Regions from separate parts of the Homo sapiens genome. Here region 2 is linked to region 1. A link is a contact called in ENCODE Hi-C or POLR2A ChIA-PET data. All regions are on one chromosome and are shown on one strand. Each heading gives the region's core, a stretch centred on a gene start or an enhancer-like site at or near the end of the contact. The rest is flanking DNA. Distances are from core to core; before and after follow the strand shown.

Evidence for each region. Hi-C counts contacts between places; a loop is a spot of excess contacts on that map. ChIA-PET counts read pairs that join two places held with the same protein, here RNA polymerase II (POLR2A). Pooled maps may share reads with other maps.
Region 2: a loop to region 1 is called in a map of endothelial cell of umbilical vein, with 4 times the contacts of the local background. The contact joins two enhancer-like sites. A Hi-C loop is called at or near these places in 4 of 168 maps with a recorded cell type or tissue (Right ventricle myocardium superior, astrocyte of the cerebellum, endothelial cell of umbilical vein and 1 more) and 4 of 50 pooled maps. POLR2A ChIA-PET finds 5 or more read pairs at or near these places in 7 of 52 experiments (AG04449, AG04450, B cell and 4 more).

Annotation. Positions count from the first base shown.
Region 1 is chr6:155,200,328-155,206,500 of GRCh38, reverse strand. All of the region lies in intron 14 of TIAM2 (TIAM Rac1 associated GEF 2), which reads right to left. Among named protein-coding and RNA genes, the nearest start is that of CLDN20, 61 kb to the left of the region's middle. Within about 2 kb of position 4,685, at least 6 of the 41 ENCODE cell types and tissues checked have a DNase peak (open chromatin) inside an H3K27ac peak, as active enhancers do.
Region 2 is chr6:155,244,231-155,250,997 of GRCh38, reverse strand. It overlaps TIAM2 (TIAM Rac1 associated GEF 2), which reads right to left. Exons shown (of 27, transcript NM_012454.4): 18 at 6,215-6,340; 19 at 5,267-5,375; 20 at 2,819-2,998; 21 at 1,029-1,147; 22 at 1-85. It also overlaps a transcript of TFB1M not described here. Among named protein-coding and RNA genes, the nearest start is that of CLDN20, 16 kb to the left of the region's middle. RefSeq lists an enhancer at 2,968-3,663. Within about 2 kb of position 2,422, at least 10 of the 41 ENCODE cell types and tissues checked have a DNase peak (open chromatin) inside an H3K27ac peak, as active enhancers do.

The DNA.
Region 1 (6,173 bases), core at 3,436-5,935:
CACTTTAGGAGGCTGAGGGGGGCAGATCACGAGGTCAGGAGATCGAGACCATCCTGGCTAACATGGTGAAACCCCATCTCTACTAAAAATACAAAAAATTAGCCGGGCCTGGTGGTGGGTGCCTGTACCCCAGGCTGAGGCAGGAGAATCACTTGAACCCGGGAGGTGGAGGTTGCAGTGAGCTGAGATCACACCACTGCACTCCAGCCTGGGCGACAGAGCGAGATTCCATCTCAAAACAACAAAAAAACCATGCTGTGGACAAGGATGACAGTCCAGGCAGGCTACCACGGAAAATGCCTGCCTCCCTACACTTCCGCACAGCCTATAGCTCCTTACAGACAACTGGGGAACACATCTGGCTTTAGGTTTGAGACACCTGGTCATTCAGCTTCCTCCTGAACTGTGCGTCAGTACCTGGCCCATTAGCACCACTGTCAGCCAAGTCACTGGCAACCCCAGATCCTTTACAACGAAAGGGCAAAACATTTGTTAAAGGGACATCCTGGGTACCAACTTAAAAACAGAAATATCAGGAAATATTGAAGTTAAGGTTGTCTCACCCACACAGCTCGTAATCTGAATTCAAAATGTACAGTTACATCATTTCCAAATCCAACCTAGCACAGTTAATATGCAAACGTGTGGGTTTTGCCATTTCTTTTTCCTGTTGCCCAGAAAGCACCAATAGATCTAGGTGCTCACTGTGATAGGCTCAAGGGGGAATTCTTGGAAACGGGCAGCAATGGAAAGCTTGGGAGAAGGCCTGGCGTGCGTGGTGGTGTCCCTGCCAGCATCCCACCTGCAGCTTAATCCTAAGGAAGCCTGACTCTCCTCAGGCAGCTACGTATGGTTCATCTGGCTGATGCCATCCCATAATCCCAGTCTTGCTGGCAGCCTCCTCCCTACTCAACCAGGCAGCAAGAGACTAGGCAAGAAAGTTCTTTGTAGTCCCTGGACACCCACCAGGTGGCCGCCAGCAGACCCTGGAGACACCAGGCAGCTCCTGATTGTAAGGACAGGTAGGGAAGAGTTCCCCTGCCTTTCCAGCAGCCAGGATGGGGCCTCCTGAGGACAGACAACTGGTTCCTAGAAAAAGTGATCTAAGAACCACTCCACCCCAAAGTCTGAGAGTGCCTCCCCAGTTCTCCGGAACAGCAATTAAAGAGAAATTAAATTTAAAATTTCAACATGATATTAATCCATAGCCAAAAACAAGAAATGCAAAGTGACAGGAGAACATTTGTTTTCTCTTCTTAGGTACAAAGGTACAAGATGACTTTTTTTTTTTTTTTTTTTTTTTTTTTTTTTTTTTTTTAGAAATTAATAATGGTAGTTGCTATAGTTTGAATGTATCCCCCAGAATTCACATGTTGGAAACTTAATTCTCAATGCAATGGTGTTGGGAGGTAGACTTACTGGGAGGTGTTTAGGTCATGAGGGCTCTACCCATGACTCATGAATATTAATGCTATGATAAAAAGGGCTCTCAGGAGTGGCTCTGTTCTCTTCCACTGTTTACCCTTCCACCTTCAGCCACAATGAGGACGCAGCGTTCAAGGTGCCATCCTGGAATCAGAATCACCAAACCTAATGGCACCTTGACACTGGACTTCCCAGCCTCTAGGACTCTGAGCCTGTAAATTTGTTTTAAAATTACCCAGTGTGTGCTATTCTTTACAGGAGCACGAATGAACTAAGACAGCAGTCACCGCATCGGAAAAAGCCGTGCTTCAATATGCGGACTGAGGATTCATTTGAAATAGACTAAAAGTATCGGGCATGAGAATGAAAATTGTTTTTAAAATATGTTTTTCATGCTTCAAAGCATATATTATAGTACATTGATTTTTAATACTCTCATATCCAAAGGGTCCTTTTTGATAATATATACTTTTACTATCCTGAAATAAAAATCATTCTTAATATAATCTACCTTCATAGTTTCTCCAAAAGCAATATACTACCCTAAAAATAAGACAAAAAGAAAAATAAACGGAAAGTAATTTATAATTAAAAACTATGGTTTGAATACTTTGTTTGAATTATACTCCATATGTAAATGGCACCAGAACCTCTCCAGAAGCCGTGAGGAAGCTGTCAGCCACTGGCTCTACAGGCCTTGTCCCAAGCTTCACCAGAGACCAATGCCAGTGTGTCTTGGTGGTATGACCATCAGGGACATGATTTTCCAAAATGACAAAACTCTTGGCAAAGTTCTGAGCAAAACAAAGGATGTACTTCCTTTATTTATTGGGTTGCCATCTTCCCAGAAAATTCCAAGTACCTATAGCTGTGGGGAAAAAATAATTTGCATTTCTTTGTAAAATCGAGGTAATTCCTAGCTCAGATAATTATATGCATGTTTTTTAACCTCCATTAAGGTCCAGTCGAACAATGTGCAATGTATGGGATTAACGTGATCACTGCCGGATGTCCAGCAACCATGTCCCAACTACCAAACGTCACCATCCCTGGAATCATTATGATGACCAAAAACAGAAACACAAACTTCCAAAATGTCACCTGGTGGTCAGCGCCACCACCTCTGAGAATTGCCTCTGCCCCTCCCCGTGGCCAGGACCTCAACTTTACCTCTAAGAGAATCAAGTGGCATCAGAGGATGCAAAATGCATCCAACCCATAGCATTTTGCACCCTCTGAGTATTAGTTTCCCTCACTTCCCAAAGAAAGATAAAATATACTCACTAAAGCAATTAAAAATATAGCAGCCAAATAACAATGAAGTGTATTTCAGTGGGACTCTCATCTCAGGCTCAAAAAATGTTTTTAGTTGATTAAATCATTAATCCTTAGAAACCCCTTCTGATGTGAAAACTACAGAAGAATAATTTTCTAAGACTGAAAAAAATCTAAAAAATAATGTCAAAGTAGTTACAAGTGAATAATAAATGGTTTAATTAAGTTTTCAACTACATAATCCACTTTGGCATTAGAGTTACACGTCTCTGACATTTAATACTTACATTCTACTATCTACTGACATCCAGAAAAAATAACGTACTTTATTTGAATTATGCTATTAATCTATTTGATTTACTCAGTTTCCCTATTCAGTTTCTCAGAATTTATGCTATGCAATTCCATAAATGAAAAACTCGTAGAGAATCAAAGAATTTTAGATCAGAAAAGAAACTCAGAAATCACCCTATTCAATTCCTTCATTTTATGTATCTTTTGTTTTTTAAAAAAAGTACAAATGTAATTTTAAGAAAAGATTAAAATTTGGGTAAATCAAAGCTGCCAGCCTAGGCATAATAGCATTATGTAAATAGAAAATTAAGACTTTTTTTCAATTCTTCAAGCTTCACCCACTATTACAAAACTCTGCATTAATGCTCACAGCCAGTTCTCACAGTACAAACAGCACATTGAACATTTGCAAAGAAAATCTTTGCAAATCTTTCTCTTTTTTTTTTTTTTTTTTTTTTGAGACAGAGTTTTGCTCTGTCACCCAGGCTGGAGTGCAGTGGCGTGAACTCAGCTCACTGCGACCTCCGCCTCCCAGGTGTAATTCTCGTGCCTCAGCCTCCTGAGTAGCTGGAACTATGGGTGCATGCCACCACATCCGGCTAATTTTTTTTTTTTTTTTTTTTGTATTTTTAGTAGAGATGGGGTTTTGCCATGTTGGCCAGGATGGTCTCAAACTCCTAACCTCGAGTGATCCACCCACCTCAGCCTCCCAAAGTGCTGGGATTACAGGCGTGAGCTATGGCACCCAGCCAGAATCTCTCCTTTTAAATTTAACTTTGTGGCCAGTGAGGTGATTCATGCCTATAATCCGAGAACTTTGGGAGGCCAAGGCAGGAGGATTGCTTGCGGTCAGGAGTTCACAAGACCAGCCTGGGCAACATGGAAAGACTCCATCTCTATTAAAAAAAAAAAAAAAAAAAGTTATCCAGGTATGGTGGTGCACACCTGTAGTCCCAGCCACTCAGGAGGCTGAGGCAGGAGGATCACTTGAGCCCAGGAGGTAGAGGCTGCAGTGGCTTGTGATTGTGCCATTGCACTCCAGCCTAGGCGACAGAGTGAGACCTTGCTTTTAAAACAATTTCTTCTAAATAAATTTAAATTTGTAAACTTTGTATAGCAATGCATATTTTTAAGTAACACAGATTGTCCAAAATTTTACTCATACTTTTACTTTAAAATGCAGTGGTTTGTGCCACCTTTCACTAATGACATTAGCTGTACTGTGCCATCCAGGCAAATATTTCTGATCATCAGTCAGTGAAAGAGAATGAAAACAAAGCATTTAAATGAAATAATAGAAATAACTGAGAGGGAAAAAAAAAGTAACTCTTGAGTTGACCACATTCAAAGGTGAGTCAAGTCCCAAACTGCACCATTAACAAAGAGATCACCATTTATTATTACCTACTCTTAATATAGATAAAAATCAGTCTTCTCTTCTGACCATATCTGGGACTTTGCATTTTTTTTTATTGTTATGACTCATGTCAGGGAAATTCAAAGCAGCAGTCTGAATGTTATTGTTAAGCTTGCAAAGAAATAAATTCTATTATAGCACAAATACTGTGCTAGAAAGATTCATAAATCTTCCAAGTCCATTTAACCTGAGGTCACATTCCAATTGGTGATGTTTTTGACAATGCAAGCTAACACCGGCAATAAACAGAGAGCAGTAAAGTAAATGCTGGTAGTAAATGTTTCTTAATAGCAGGCTGCCAGGATCTGTTTCAATTGTCTTGTGATAAATGTCCTTAGAGTGGGAAAAAATACATAAAGGAACATGGCAGATGTTCTCACAGTAGAAAGGTGCTGCCAGCCACCTCCACACTGACTGCAATACTCCTTCTTAGAACAACGAAAAAGAGCGTTTAGATGTACCCATATCTTCCTTCGCCAGGCAGGCTATGGCAGTGACTGAGGCAGCGTGCTTAACCCAAAGAAAGAAGGTGCAGAGCCTCCCATGGGGTTTTATGAGCCCCAGTGAAAAATACACAGTCAATGACGAGAGAGATCTTCAGCCAAGGTCTTGGCACTGCAAGGAAACGGACACCCACTAGTACTGGGAGGACACCCCAATGCCACACTTACTTACCTTCAGGCATGTAACAGACAATACCGTACTTCAAACACTCCAAGAATTTTAATAAAGTTGAATTTAAGTTCAAAGCCCTTAGGAACTACTTAGCTGGAGTTCTATTTAAAGACTTTGAGAAGAAACCTAGACAAAAGTACACATGAGATTCTATTAGAGAAAGTTTCTACGGAAAAAAGAAAATTTGAGGACACTTTTCAGTAAGTGCTACGGTTCTCTTGGATTAAAAGAAGGCGAAATTGAATATTATTCAGCCATAAAAAGGAATGAAGAATTGATTCATACTACAACATGGATGAACCTTGAAAACATTATGCTAAGTGAAAGGAGCCAGACATGACAGGTTACACATTGTATTTTCATTTTTATATGAAATGCCCAGAATAGGCAAATCCATAGAAACAGAAAGTAGATTCATAGTTGCCAGGAGCGGGGGTTGGAGCGTGGAGGATAAGGAGTGACTTCTTTTTTTATTTTTATTTATTTATTGTTTATTTATTTTATTTTATTTTTGAGACAGAGTCTCGCTCTGTCACCAGGCTGGTGTGCAGTGGCACGATCTTGGCTCAATGCAACCTCTGCCTCCTGGGTTCAAGTGATTCTCCTGCCTCAGCCTCCCAAGTAGCTGAGACAACAGGTGTGCGCCACCATGCCCAGCTAATTTTTATATTTTTAGTAGAGACAGGGTTTCACCACATTGGCCAGGATGGTCTCGATCTCTTGACCTTGTGATCCGCCCACCTCAGCCTCCCAAAGTGCTGGGATTACAGGCGTGAGGGACTGACCCTGGCCTTGAAGAGTGACTTCTGATGGGTGTCAGGTTTCTTTTTTGAGGGAATAAAAATATTGTGGAATTAGACGGTAGTGATGGTTGCACAATTTTGTGAATATACTAAAAACCACTGAATGGTACACTGTAAAAGGTAAATTGTATAGTATGTTAATTCTATTCAATTTTTTAAAAAGAAGATAAGGAAGTCAGGGTAGATATTACAGGAGAGAAATTAGAATTAACAGCAAAACTCCACCATAAGAGGGTTCCAAAGAAACAAATCACAGGAAATATATGGCCACATGATTGCAAGGT
Region 2 (6,767 bases), core at 1,173-3,672, 47 kb before region 1:
TTCTAGCTTTTCCTAGAGACAGAAATGGATTCAACCAGGAAACCGTAGAGTGCATCAGAAGCTCTCCCATCGAAAGTTCTGTTACCTAGATTGTAAAAACAGGAGGTAAGGAAGATACGGAAATCCCAGGCTAGATGATCTCTTGTTAGATAGTGATGTACACACAGTCATTGCTAAAATGCAAGCACAGCTGGTTTAATTTTTATGATACCTGTAAACATGGGGCCTTAAACGGTGGAGCTTTTGAAAATATGAGTTAAGCACCCAAGTGTCTGATGAATAACATAAAGGTGAAGGCATTTTGCTCCAGTGCACGCACATGTAGGTGAGACATGCCTTGTGACCAACTCAGTTTCCATAAGATGAACTCTACCAGTGTCCGTGGTTCTTCCAGAGTGCCTTTTGTAAGCTTTCCCCTGGGATCTAGTACATCCATCACCTCTGAGCTCCATTCGGGCTGCTGATAAAAGAGCACCAGCATTGAAACTGGCCAGAGTGAAGGACTGATCTCCAGTCCTTTCCTGTTCCTGCCATTTTCTCCCTAAACTATGCTACTTCCTGCATGCTGGCTTGAGAAGCACAAGATTCTAAATTAAGCAATCAGATAAAAAGGAAAAATACAGAAAATGTCAAATCCTGCTTGGACTAGTTTTATAAGTAAGCAGGTAACCACCAATATTTGATGTTAAAAAAAAAAAAAAAAAAAGGCAAAATCAAAAAGGAAAAGCCCCAGACTCCACATGCCAGTTCCCATGTCCTTTCTCCACCCCACCCTCTGCCAGCTCTCACCCTCCATGGATGTTCCAGACAATGTGAACGTGACATAAGGTTATATTTTAAACCAGTGTAATGAATTTTATGATATGTCTATATGTAAATTGTGTAGTTCATTAGACACATTGTTATCAAGAAAAATCTTAGGCATTTTCTCCTCCAGGAAAGTCCTAACAGGGCAGCCTATCTAGAAGGTCACCTACAGACCCCACACCACATGCACTAGGCTCCCAGGGTGCAGATGTCTCACGGACCTCCTTCTCTGTTCCGCTCTGCTCAGCTACTAGCTGGTCAAACACGGTCCCATAATCCTCATAGATCTTCTGCATCTCATTGATGTGGCTCGCTACTTTCTCCATTGCCTTTAGTGCTTCTGCAAGATATGAAATCATATTTATTTCATAACTGTTATTTGTTTTAGATTCTATCCAACAGTAATAATGAATGGAGTCAAGATTCAACTCAGGATTCCAGACCAGTACCCACTAGCAGGAGCATTACATTCAGAATAAGTCACAACAGCCCACTGTAGCCCAGCCCTTAGAATGAAGAACAGCAAAATTATCTCCTACTTCAAATTCTTTTTGAAATGAGACAGAGTATCAGTGAAAAGTATCACTAATAACAACAACTGACATTTCTGGAGCACTTTCTACTTAGCAAGGATCACGACAGGTGATTTCTGTGAATCATCTCATTTAGTGCCCGCAATAACTCAAAGACTAAACCATCCCATTTTACAGATGAGAAAAGTGAGTGCAGGATATTCTGCCAGAGTTCCAGAGAGGAAAACACAAGAATGGAGCCAGGCTTCAAACCCAAGCCTGACTGGGCTTAGGGCACCAGCTCTCGAGTTTGGCTTGCCCTTCTGGGAACCCGGATCTAGGTTTAAATGGAACTTAAAAACACCCCAGTACATGACTGACTGACAGAACAATTGTTTGCATTTATATATGGTATATGTTCATAACTTTCCGCGAGGGAATATGAGAGATACATTATTTTATAAAAGCCAAAAAGCAAAATTTTAGGTCACTTCTAAATTCAGTATTCTTTATACTTTTTTTTCTCCCAATTCAGCATTTTAATTCTAACTGGAGGGAAGTTTGGAAGGAAGTTTTTTAAATCAAACCCTTCTAAAGATCATCTTAATACAAAATGAAGTTTTTACATAGTATGAATGCTGAACATAATTTGTATTATTTACTTATAGAAGTTAACTGTCATACAAAAATGCTTTCCTCTTGTTGATTTTGATACCAAAGTATGCTTGTCATGGAAAAAAAGCCAGTTTAATTTACGCTCTTCTCAGTATTTATTATTCAGTAATACTAAAGTGTTAATAAGCCTCTCTCTCCCCATAAATTTTATCACCTATGGTTTAATTGGACCTCCTAGTTTCAACATATGAACAAATCACTATCTCCAACCCAAATAAAGCCCCTCTTTAAGGATCCTCTATTTACTATCAAACTGCAAGGCTTTGTGTTTTTGATAAATTGTGTCTCAGGCCAGTAATTTCAGAGGTTCAAACAGTAACACACCAGTAGCGACTTGAAAGCATAACCCATCATTGGGAGTTTGGTTTTGAAGCCGAGCTCTGCTCAGAGATCTCCACAAGGTGGAGCCTCACCCAACAAATCTGACCAGCAGCTCGGGCAGCGAACCCCACAAAACTTAACCAAGTGGTAGGAAAATAGGCCTGATTTTCAGTTCCAGCGGCACTGTTTCACAGCCACGTGACCTGAGGTAATTTACTTATTTTGAGAGTGAAGACAGAATCATCCCTGCATAGGAGGAGTATGGCGCTACCCGGATGAGATCATTTCTACCCAAGTATTTTGTAAGCTCTAAAGGAGTGCCCAGACGCCTAGCTAGTTTCACATATTCACGTGAAACCTAAGATTAACCATCGCAGAACTGAAAAGTGACTTAGGACGTGCCACTAGGCGGGGAAGAGGTGAGCTGTCAGGCCCAGGGCACGGCTGGCAGCCCCTCGCCGCCCTGTGCAGGCCCTCGCCCGGAGGTGCCGCCGCCGCCTCACCCGTCAGGTGGTAGTGCTCCTCGCTCTCCTGGTCCGTCAGGGACACCAGCTCCTTGAGCAGCAGCGGGTACTTGAGCACTCTCTGAACCGGCTTGATGAGGTAGGACTCCAGCGTGGAGGAATGCTGCTTGGTGGGGTTCCGGGCGTCCAGAAAAGCCTTGAAGGCTTTGTCAGTTTTAGCTACAAGCAGATGGATAAAAGACCTCAGAAGAGCACAGTGGGGTGAATTAAATTCTTCATTTCTCTTTTAACATTTATAGATCATCTATTTCTATAGTCCTCCTAATGCCATTCTTTAATGAAAACCCCAACACATCAGTGGGTCAGGCACCCAGCTGTCAGCGTGGGATTCCGCCTCACAGCCCTGACAGAGCCCTGGAGTGCTGGGAGCTTCCGAGGATGGAATGCAGGCTGCGCCCCAAAGACTAACACTGACTCAAAATGCAGGAATGTCTGACTTTAAAGACACATTTCATGCATACCCATGAGAAATATTGTTATAGGTGGCCTAAAAAGTGAGTTTCAAACAATTCATTAAAAGCCATGAAGCGTGGCCAGGTGCGGTGGCTCACGCCCGTAATCCCAGCACTTTGGGAGGCTGAGGCGGGCAGATCACCTGAGGTCACGAGTTCGAGACCAGCCTGGCCAACATGGTGAAACCCGTCTCTACTAAAAATACAAAAATTCGCCGGGCGTGGTGGTGGGCGCCTCTAATCCCAGCTACTCAGGAGGCTGAGGGAGGAGAATCACCTGAACTCCTGAGGTGGAGGGTGCAGTGAGCCAAGATCGCGCCACTGCACTCCAGCCTAGGCAACAAAGTGAGACTCCATCTCAAAAAAAACAACATCAAAAAAGCCATTAAGCAATGTTATCCAGACCCTACACCATACCCACAAAAATTTCATAAAGGAAAATAAACCAGTGTTTTTCCCACTGGCCTCACTCTAGTTGTTGCTTATTTGTATTCTGTACACTTAAGGGTTATCTGGAAAGCAGTGTCTTTTCTCCTGTAAAGTAAGGTGACAGGCACCACAGCCTGCAGCCTACAGCCTTCACTCCACAGCTCCAAGCAGATTCACCTTTCGCATACCTAGAGCCACAGCTCCCTTCCAACAGGCATGGCAGTAGGACCCTCTCTGGCAGTGAAAACTGCCCCTTTGTCTGAGTGCCATGAAGGGTGTGTGTAGGAATCCAGGTGCATTTGGTTTGGGTACCAGCGGATACACCAGTGCTACTTGGATTCCACCAGTTGGCACTGGATGCCCAGTTGCTTGGAATGCAGCTACTCTGAAGGAAGATACACCCTTATTTGGGATTGTGTTGTAAGATCAAAATCTACAACATTCTAGGAGATGCAATACCATTTTGAATGTGATTACCAGGCCAAGTAGGTGGTGACAGGACCCCTCTTCTTTATGACAAAGGAGGAATGGAGCAAGCCATTGGTATGCTTTCACTGTACTGCACTGACTGTCAATATGTATTGACAAGTACATTGGTATGCTTTCACTGTACTACAGACTGTCAATACAAAGGTGCTTGTGGGCCAGGCGTGGTGGCTCATGCCTATAATCCCAGCACTTTGGGAGGCCTAGATAGGAGGATCACTTGAGGCCAGGAGCTTGAGACCAGCCTGGGCAACACAGTGAGACCCATTTCTACGAACATTTTTACATTTTTAAAATTAATTAATTAAATTTAATTAAAAAGAGGGTGTTTGTGGGAGGAAATGGCAACAGAGTTCAGCAACTGTCTAAAGCAACTGGAGAAGATGGATTTGGGCTGGGTCTTGCTCATTTGAAGCACTCTAAGACCCCACTTTTTAAATGTGGGGCTTTTCTTCTGGGATATCATGACGTTCTGGATTAAAATCCAATGGCAGAGCTGCATCCGTGGACATGAATGAGCACTAAGGGCGTCAGGATAAACCTCCAGATGCCCTCCAGGCCCACGCAGAGAGAAACACCGAAGAGCAACCTTTGGGAAATGTGAGCTCTTTCCAGTTGCACCAGAGAGACTTTACTTTCAGCTGACACACTTCTTGTGAGTTTCGTGGTAGGCTGTTGTGGCTCCTCAGGCTTAAGAAGATTAACAAGGAAAAAAAAAAAAACACCATAGCATGCATTTCTTTCTACTCCCATCTAGGGTTTGGGGTTGCAAGTTTTTAGAGAAAGGAATTTGGCAAGAAAAGAATCCAGATGTAACTGACAGCAAAGTGACACATGGCAAAGCAACATCTCTGCTCTTAGGCATACTTGTTCCCAGCTACTAATTAACTGACAGAAACAGAAACCTTTCCCTTTAATATTTGCCACTGTCAAGGTCAAGGATGGACCTTAATACATCAAAATTGTACTTACTCTCTACTTGTTAAATACAGATTTACCCTTTACTAACAGTTAAAAATGCAAAAAAAAAAAAAAACTATAAAAGGCATAAGCAACTTACCTCGCTCCAGAACCTTCTGTACTTTGATATGGTTAGCACAGAATCCACTGTACAGTTTAAAGTGGTCCGCGTAATAAAGGAAAGAGCCTCCAAGGGAAAACAGTAATTTCTAGAAGGGCAGAGGGGAAAGTCAAATCAGACATGGTTTAATCAATGCGTGCTGGCTTATGGCATTTGACGGCCCCATGGCTTCTGTCAGATTCCATAGCACTAATGCCTTGGAGAAGTTCAAACCTGCTCCATCCACACAGGAGGTGGGGAACAGCCCAGGCGCTCCCCTGGCAGGTATCTAGCTTGACTGCAAAGTTTCCAGCGGCAGAGCCTACTGACAGTGTGCAATCCAAGGACAAGAAACAAAGAAAGTTCTACAAAAATACAGCTGACAAGGTGGGATATAAACAATCTGAGAGAGGTTCACTAATAAAGCCGACTCTGCATTGCTTGGGGAGAGTGATGCTGTCTGTATGGTTCCAGGTCCCCTTGGAGGGGCTTCCTGCCACACTGCGGCTTACACGGATGCTATGGAGCACTGGTGCTTCATAGAAGAGAGGGCTTGAGCCCAGCAATTAGAAACCTATTCTCTTAATCCCAGATCCACATGACCACGGGGAAGAAGGATTGGGCACAGGGTAGGAGCTCTGGTTTCAGAAGCAACCACCTTGGATATCCTTCACAGCAGCTGAGAAAAGAGCACGTACGTGGTCAACAACCAGGCGGGAGGTGCTGCTGGACTTCTGACTACCAAAAGCACCTGCGCCAGGAAAAAAAAATATATACAGCCTTCCTTTACCACCTGACAGAGGAAAACGGTGCAAGGAAATAGTCACAGGACAATAAATAGTCAATAGTCACAGGACAAGAAATTCTTTCTCATGAGAGAATTCTCATGAGAGAAATACGTACCATAGCCACGTATTTTTACTTTAAGCCTAAATCTGAGATACTTACTCTAAACTGTGAGGGGGTTTCTAGGGTGTTAAAGTCAGATGATGCTGAAATCCCATCCTCCAGGGTCTCCAGAAACACCTTCTGAAACTCAAGCATCTCTGGCAAACTTCCAAAAAGTGACTCCATCTATGTGAAGATCAGGATTTGAAATGAGGGGATTAGCCATGAAGTTCAGGACACCACGCTAACTCTTAGGCCCACAAATAAATCACAAGGAAATTCTTCACGGAAAAGCAGACAGAAAGTAAATCCTTTAAGAAGACAGCACATTCATTATGGGATATGGCTTATACATAGAAAGTTTCACAGCTCCATCCCCCATAATTCTCTATTACTACAGTAAATTTTTAAGTGGATGTAAAATTCTCAGAATTCAAATTAAGAAAAATGTAAGTCAGTAGAACTAATTATGTGGTTTCACATTACAAAGGTATGTATTGAAAAGGAATTTCTGATCACACTCTCTTCTACCTCAAAAAGACCATAACCGTCCCTCTGCCTTTGTAAACACTCTGCCACTGGGTCATGCAGCCGAGGCCACAGCAGTGGTTTA